2 separate regions of the Homo sapiens genome follow, and region 1 is linked to region 2. Evidence: chromatin loops called from intact Hi-C (ENCODE). Cell type or tissue: heart right ventricle. All regions are shown on one strand. Links, peaks and the distances in the headings refer to the core of each region. The heading gives the core; the rest is flanking DNA.

Evidence for each region. Peaks named below come from ENCODE experiments on the same cell type or tissue, not always from the same donor. Only the 100,000 strongest peaks of a DNase experiment are listed, where the experiment ranks them.
Region 1: a loop joins it to region 2, with 3 times the contacts of the local background. A loop is called at or near these places in 1 of 110 quality-filtered maps.

Annotation. Positions count from the first base shown.
Region 1 is chr3:12,264,946-12,269,341 of GRCh38, reverse strand. No RefSeq gene overlaps it. Among named protein-coding and RNA genes, the nearest start is that of PPARG, 22 kb to the left of the region's middle. In heart right ventricle, for the core only: no CTCF peak of the experiment used is centred there; no DNase peak of the experiment used is centred there; H3K27ac peaks cover 551 bases.
Region 2 is chr3:12,174,276-12,178,671 of GRCh38, reverse strand. The region is part of intron 10 of SYN2 (synapsin II); the gene reads right to left. Among named protein-coding and RNA genes, the nearest start is that of TIMP4, 18 kb to the right of the region's middle. RefSeq lists an enhancer at 1-521 and a silencer at 2,575-2,654. In heart right ventricle, for the core only: CTCF peaks have their summits at 2,406 and 2,610 (motif pointing right); DNase peaks (open chromatin) are centred at 492 and 2,631; H3K27ac peaks cover 1,319 bases.

The DNA.
Region 1 (4,396 bases), core at 260-4,259, 91 kb before region 2:
AAACCCCACTATCTACTTCTTGTTTAAAGATATATTTGGCGAGGTGCAGTGGCTCAAGCCTGTAATCCCAGCACTTTAGGAGGCTGAGGCGGGCAGATCACCTGAGGTCGGGAGTTTGAGACCAGCCTGACCAACATGGAGAAACCCCGTCTCTACTAAAAATACAAAAAAAATTAACAGGGCATGGTGGCTCATGACTGTAATCCCAGCTACTCGGGAGGCTGAGGCAGTACAATCACTTGAACGTGGGAGGCAGAAGTCGCAGTGAGCCAAAGCCGAGGCAGGTGGATCATGAGGTCAAGAGATTGAGACCATCCTGGCCAACATGGTGAAACCCCATCTCTACTAAAAATACAAAAATTAGCTGGGCATGGTGGTGCATGCCTGTAGTCCCAGCTACTCGAGAGGCTGAGGTAGGAGAATCACTTGAACCCGGGAGGCAGAGTTTGCAGTGAGCTGAGATCACACTACTGCACTCCAGCCCGGGCAACAGAGCGAGACTCCGTCTCAAAAAAAAAAAAAAAAAAGATATATTTGTACATGCACATGTATGGAGGAAAGCCATAAGTTTATGTTTTAACAGTGGTTATCTCCGGGTGATGGTGCATATTCAAGTGATTCTTTATTCTTTATCTTTTTCTGAACTTTCCAATTTTAAAAATAATGAATATATATTAGTTTTCTTAATTAGAGAAAAATGAAATAAAAGGAATTAATAATGAATGGAATGAGGATGTGTCTTGGCTTGAGAACAGAAACTCTGCCTTCTTTATCTTTAGGTTTCCCCACATTACTTTTACTTAAGTGTAACATATACAATTATAACCTTGGGTCAAACAAACTTAAAAATAGGCTTGTAATGTATAAATAAACACAACATCTAAAGCAGTTTTTATTCTAGTACTACTAGGCCAGCACACAAAATACACCTTTATTTACTAATGTGACATCTCTTCTGTTAAATAATTAATTTTTTAAATTTATAATTTCACAAAATTTAGTTTTTAAAAAAGCTTATTCTTGTCATTTCCAAAAAAAGAGAGGGGAAAGGAGAGAGGAAGCTGTGCATAGTGGGAAAGTTGCAACATTCGGTCCGTAAGTAGTTTTTGCTTTAGATATTTTTTTCAACGACTTCTCTTACATAAGAGTCCTGTGATATCTCCATAGGGAGAAATAACCCTCAGCTACATTATGTCTTTTTAATTTTTCCTCCAGATAGTGTTTACAAATCAACATGTAGGAATGACTCCATATTTAAAGTTATTAGCCAACTTTAGTGTCTATTTGCCATTAAGGACAATTGGTAATTTTAACAATCAATGAGAGTTTATTTTAGGAGAAAACTTACTGAAATTTTCAGGAAATAACCTTTTTGTTCCAAAACAGCTGTCATTGAACACCATTATATCTACAACAATTAAAATTATCTTTGGTGACTTTTAGCATCTGGCATTGCTCCATTATTGTTCAGTTAAATATTTTTCAAGTTTGCTAGGACTTTTGCCCACCGTGTGCTTACGGCTCTTTATTGTCAATATGTATCTTAGAATTCACCTTTGTGACATTAGTTTTTTTGTATTGTGGGAGAGTGCATAATTTCTATAGTGAATTGCCTGAGAAATGAAGTAATATTTATTAGGAAATTGCAGTACATATCTACAAGTTACCTACAAACATACAATTATAATTTATTCTGTTATATTTAACAACAAATGTTCCCTTCTCTCTTTTACTAGATCCTTGCGAAAAAAAATTCCTAAAGAATTAGCTAATGTGCAGTGGCCAAAAAACAAACAAACAGCAAAGAGCAACATGTCATTTTGATCAATTTAACTGAAAAATATGAAGGACATTTCCAGGTTGAATTCACCCAGACCATTAGTGCAGGGAATTGATTGTTAAAAACAAAACCAAAGAAAAACAAAAACATACTATTTTGTATCCCAATGGAAGTCATAAATATGTTAGTTAAAAACTCATCCAAAATGAGTCCTGTGTGTTAGAAAAAAAATAACAAACTGTAATACCTCACCCAATTTAAATCTTAATTAAGACTTCATGTTTGTTTCATTTTGAGACAAAGTGAATGCTTATCTTTGGAAATGACTAAGTAAGCATTGAAATATAATAGCTTCAGGATCCTAAATGCATCATATGTAAAAGAACAATACTTTTATAATATCTCAGGCCTTGATCACTATTATTGAGTTAGTATATTTTGAGGGAAAAAATTTACGTGCCATGATTTTATTCCAACCAAAAAGATATTTGGAAAATATTTAAGAATTATTGCTGATTATTGAAATCTAAAACACTAATACCAGTGAATATTTTGTATACCCTAATACTTCTCTGAACACTTACAAGCCAATAATTAACCATTCAGACTGAAAAAAAAAAAAACTGGAAAGGATTTATAAGGACGAATAGGGTGAAATTTATTTATGTAACTTAAAAAATCTGCACAAACCCAAAGCAATTTGAGCTCTGTGCTATGGATTTGGGGGACTGTCAATGTGCACCGGTTGTCAGACTGCCTCTCTTGGATCCTCTTCTCTCCTCTATGCCACAACTGATATTTCTGTTCCTGGAATGTCCCCCATCCCCACAAGTTCACATAATCAAATCCTGGACTATTTTTGATGAGAAACAGTAGCTAACAAAATTGTTTGCCCACCCTAGGCAGTTGAAAATGGAGGACGTGCAAAATATTATTTAAAAAGCAGGTTGCAAAACTAACTTTCAAAAAAGTTAAAATTGACTAAAAACTCGAAGACAGATTACTCTGAATCATTAAAAAGGTCTTATCTCTGGGGGACAGAGTACTGGTGATTTTTCTTTTCTTGCTATTTTCTGCATTTTTCAGAGATTTATATATTACATTAGTAGTTATCAAAATAGTAAAAGTCAAATATGGGGAAAAGTATCTCATGGGTCATGAAAATGTAAATAAAATATGCAAAACACTGAATTGTTTCAAATAATTGTTTAAAAACTACTGTGGTAAAAGAATCCAGGCCTCCAAGCTCTTCCTCTCATTTGCGGAACATAAAGTATATTTTGGATCAACACATGGAACATTCCAGACAATGTGAAATCTAGAAAGGAACTGCACCTGTATCCCGACACGGCGCCAAAACAACGTAGCTACTGAATAAATATTCATCCTAAATTGGGAAAAGGAATGAAAGTCCATTTTCCACTTACTCCTATGCAGAAAAGTGAAAGTTTTATTCTTGGAATGAATATGATAGAATTTGTGGGACAGTAACTATTATTAAGAAGTAACTATTACTTTCCAGAGTTGGACTCCACTGAGCAGTTTTAAGAGGAAGAGAAGGCATTGCAGAGTATGAGCGAGCGCTATAACTGAAAACTTGATGGTATTGAATTAAACTCTGGCTATTTACTTTGTGAGTTTTGAGAATCACTTGATTAATTTTTTTTTCAGATGATTACTTGTACCAAACAGAGAAAGAACATGGTGTATTTAAGGATTTGTTTACCTAAACTGATGTGCTTGGTGGGGAGGAATTTAGCTTCAGCAGAATTTTCTGTAAGAAGAGTAACATTTACATAATGGCAATGCTAAAAAAGTCATCTTTTTCAGAGAAAAATGTGAAGCAATGTGTGTGGAAAGCTGCAAAATCTGGAGTTGCAGGCAGATTAGGCAAGGAGCACTTGGTGAAAAAAAAAAGAAGAATTAAATCATGGCTAAAGATTTCTTTCCAGCAAAAGTAGTTAATATGTGGAACAAACTGTTAACATGGCTTTTAAAAAATAATCAGAAGCTGTGAAAGAATTCTGACAGGGGAGATGAGAGACACGAGTTAAATGGGGAAGTAGAGAATAGAAGCATGAGTATGTGATGGCACATGCGACTTTGCCATTTAATTTTATTATCTTTGCAGAAGACCTTAGATCAATGAGGAAAGTGGATCGAAGACAGAACAAGCTAAAATTGAGCTCTCTAGATGGAATCTTTTGCTTATGTTTTTTTCTTTTTATTTTTTCCCCACTGTGTTTGTTTCTGGGGATTATATTCTATAGCAGAAAGACTCCCCCCAGATACTCTACAGTTTACCAAAAAAAAGAAATTGAAAAGCATACTATGTGAAACTATTGTCAGACATAGATAGAAAAGAGACCAAAAATAAATCTTCACCTTTGCGTCTTCAATTTCAACAGATGCGTTGTATGTTCCTTTAAAATCTGATGCTTTGGCTACACTCAGGCCTTTTTGCAGTAACCTTAGCAGATGCTTAAAGAACCCAAATTGCTGAAGCCAGTTCCAGTCTAATAAAATGGTCTGTATTTCTTTCTTCAATGAACCTTCTTCTTCTTTTTTTTTTTTTTGAGACGGAGTCTCACTCTGTTGCTCAGGCTGGAGTGCAAT
Region 2 (4,396 bases), core at 221-4,220:
CGTGCATCAGTGGAGAAGATATTGTTGTGTGGTTTCCTGTCACCTGATGCATAGCAGTTTCATGTGCAGGGAATTCTGGTCTGGGTTATACCATGCCTTCTGTATATTGCTTAGTTCCAGCAAGGTCCTTGCAGAAATGGTAAATATTAGCTCTTGAGATGATTGGAAAGGAAATCACTGGCCTGTGACAGAAACCAAGCCCATGGATGAGGGTTTGTGGGTTTTTGTCAAAGGTAACTTTAAAATGCCATCCTGTGGCTTTCGGCAGACAAGCTGGAGAAAGGAGCTCCTGAAGTCCCAGCAGGATGGAAAGCTGAGGAAGGAAAGACATTGAGTGACTCAACACTTGTGAGCTGTTGGCCTGAGACCAGCTGCCCCAACCAAGGAGGAAGGCCTGTGCTTGCTCAGCATATCTGAGACAGGAAATTGGGAAAGGGTCCCAGGGTCTGGCCCCAGGAAAGAGGCCAGGCCAAGCTCCTTGCCGGACACGCCACAGAACTATTCTGATCAGCTCCCCCAGGCCCCGCTCCCTGGTCTAGGACCCCAGGGAGAATGAGGCAGCGGGAAAGAATGTGGTCAGGAGGTTGTAGGTTTAGTCGGTGCAAAGGGGACCGCATGTTTTGAGGCACCTTGGGATCTTTCTGGGCTTGCCCCTGCAGTCACCAGCGCCCACCTTCCTTCCTCCAAAAGGTTCTAAAAGGTGCCCAGGGATGAGCCGCTTCTCCTTCCCTCCTGGGGGGAGTTGCTTCTCTGCTTGCAGAGCTCATCTCCTGGAGTGGGGCCCTCCCATAACCTAGAACCCAAGAAATATCCCATGGGGGCAGTCCCTGAGTCTTCTGGGGGCACTGAGGGGCAGGTCACTCAAGGTCAGAATGTCAGCTTCAAATGATTAAAGATGTCCCTGAAAAGTTAAGACAGTCCCAGAATAGTTAGTTTCTCTTAATAGTCTGTTAAGGGATCTAGTCACTAGTGGCTTTATCTGAACCTGCCCCAAATCTCCTCACATTCTCAGCTTATACTCACTGGGGAAGAAATTTGCTAAAGCCATTCCTGCTGTGGGAAGCAGGAAGGCCTTTCATTTGTCCTAAATTTACCTCTTCTGAGCTCAAGTGAAGCCCTGTTAGTCCCATGCCGGGGATCAGAGACCCCTCCCTAACTGGACAGCCCTTTAGACTCCACTTCTCAGAGTGAAGAAACCCCTTCTTAGGCTTGGTCTTCTTGCACTCAGGAGACCTCATATTTTAGAACACGGGTGGCTAATCTTTTGGCTTTCATGGGCCACACTGGGAGAAGAACTGTCTTGGGCCACACATACACTAACACTAACAATGGCTGATAAGCTAAAAAAATTGCAAAATATCTCATAATGTTTTAAGGAAGTTTATGAATTTGTGTTGGGACGCATTCAAAGCCATCCTGGGCTGCAGGTTAGACAAGCTTGTTTCAGAGCCTTTGTGGCTGGAAAAACCTAGCTGGAAATGTGTTCTGTTTCTCTTCATACCAGAGAACCAGTACAAAAAAGGACTGGTAGAATGTCCCACCAGACACCAGAGGTTATTCAGCCTCAGTCCTTCAATTCTGAATTCTCATCACAGCCTTTTCCAGGTCCCATGGCTGCACACAGTCTGGATCTCAGCATGTCAGGCTTGGAAGGAGATTTTATAAGTTACCTGCTCCAACAGCCCCAGTCCCCAGCCCTCCCCTTTCACCATGTGCCTTACAAGCTGCTCATCCTGCTCCTGCTTGAACATCAGCAACAATGTGGCAGCCGCATGCCGTTTCTGAGTGTTAGAGAGTTTACTCCCTACACTGGGTCAAAACCTGTCTGCTAACAGATTTGCCTTTTGGAATCAGTTCTACTCCATGGCGGCATCAGAGAGCTAAAGATATTAATTAATGCACTCATTGAGATGTCTGCTATTCAACTGCAATTCCTTTAACTTTTACTCATAACATAGATTTGCCAAATGCCTCAACCTCCTGGTTTCTCTCCTCTGAGCACATTCTGATCGGAGTTAGAGTTTGTCCTTGTTATACTGTGACCCTCAGACTGGAAACATTTCAGATGTGCTCTGATCAGCTCAGGGTAGGAGAAGAGGTTCATTTTCATTCTGGACACCAAATGTATATGAATGCTTCCAAAGAATAAGTCTTAGAATCATTCCCCATGGGTCTAACCCACCAGCCAAACGGGAAGCCAGCTCTGTGGCATAAATGAGGGGCACTGAAGAGAGACCAGTTCCCACCTCAGCCCGTCAGTGTCTGAAATTCCTGCATGAGCAATTCAGCCTTCTGGCTCTGGAGAATTTTACAGGAAAATAAAAAGAGTGGAACCAGTATAATGAGAAATGAAAAAAACATTAGCCACATGAAGGAGAGGACCAGATGCCATCTTTACTGGCATGGCCTGAAAGCTCTGTCCCCCTGAAGTTCTCTCCCTGTTTCCTGGGAGTCTGAGGAGCAGCCCACACCTCATCAGAGCCCTAGGATGCAAGGCCCAGCTCAGATCCTAGACAAGAGACCCCTAAAGTCAGTGAATGTGTAGGAGGGGTGGTGGGAAGGCAGTGGTACAGGGAAGAGACTCTGCAGGTATAGAGCCTGGAGGCTTTGGCCATGAGTGACCACCAGGTGTCACTGCCACCTCGAGAACAGTCTCCCTAAAGCATTTCAGAGTCCATGTACAGAGGGTCAGTTGCTGCTGCTGACCCTCACAGCAGCCCGCAAGCTGGCAGTCTGTCCAGGCCTGAGGCCAAGCTGTCATCAACCAGATCAGGCTTTACCACTCACCTCCCTGCTCTTGGTGACATGGCCAGTGCTTCTTATGCCCCTTCCTCTATTCCTTTGAAATGTGTACTGCAGCTGGCTTGGGCCCACCACCATGTCTTTGCTCTTTGCGTTCTATAATTAATCCATCCCAGGCTAGAGGTAAGGTGTGCCCTCTAATCACCATCCTCACCCCAAGCCCCAGCTCCCTGTCCCCATTTTAGGTGTTCCTCTAGAATCAAATAAATGAAAGCACTCATGGTGGAGCTAAGGACAACGATAGAGAAGGAGAAACAGAGAAGGGTAGACAAGTGGCTAGCCACAGGTCTGTCCTGGTCTTGGTCTAGAATTCTGGGCAGGAGCAGCTCCTAGGGCTTATGACTCAGACCAGAAGCTCTTTCAGCCTGAGCTTCCACAGCCACAGAAGAAAGAGGCCAGCAAGAGGTGCCTGTGAGGAATGGTGACAATGCCTGTGAGCAAGTCAGTGACAACACCTAAGGGCTGAGCTGGCTATGCAAAGTCCTGGCTTGGATGCAGGTAATGTTCCTCGGTTCACATCCTTTCCACTTGCACACTGCCAAGATCATCCAAAGGATCCTGACATCAATCCAATAGGCTGATAGGGCTATTAAAGATGCCTCTTCCAAATGGTGAACTCACTCAACAAATATGTATTACAATGGCACATCAAAGGGAGTGGGGCAGGAGTGGTTTGCTTGGTGGGAAGAGTATTTTATCAATGTCATTTGTATAGAATTGCTATCATATGTTGATAATAAAAAGCAGGCCAACTTAGTTTTGCTATTTTAAAAATTTTCTATAGCCAACTGATTGCACCTGGGCAAACCACTCTCACCTGTCTCCCCTTGGTACACCCTTGATGTATTTAAATGGCTACTAGGTGCTAGATACAGTGGCCCTAGAGATATAGCCATAAACAAGTCTGTACTCTTGAGAACCTTACATTTTAGTAGAACAGACAATTAAATAGACAAGAATAATCTCAACTGATAGTGAGTGCTATGCAGAAAATTAAAGAAGGGAGAGGTGGTAGCCAGTGAGTAGGTGGCAGCTTTGGATTGGATAGTTGAGGAAGTATCAGTTATACTGTTAAGGAAAAGTCAGTTATGGCTGGGCGCGGTGGCTCATGCCTGTAATCCCAACATTTTGGGAGGCCAAGGTGGGCGGATCATGAGGTCAGGAGATCGAGACCATCTTGGCCAACATGGTGAAATCCCGTCTCTACTAAAATACAAAAAATTAGCCGGGCGTGGTGGCGCGTGCCTGTAATCCCAGCTATTCGGGAAGCTGAGGCAGGGGAATCGCTTGAACCCGGGAGGCGGTGGTGGCAGTGAGCTGAGATGCACCACCACACTCCAGCCTGGTGACAGAGCAAGACTCTGTCTCAAAAAAAATGCAAAACTAAGAAGAAAGAGCATTTCAGAGAGAGAGCACAGCCTAATACAAAGGCCCTTACCAGTGTGGCTAGGGCACAGTGAGCAACAGTTAGGATAGTACAAGGGAAAGAGGCAGGTAGGGGCCTACATAAATTGCTAGGGAAAAACAATGTTGGGGGGACAGGACTAAGGGGAAAAACTAGAGTTCTGCTTTGGCTGTGTTATATTTAGGGTGC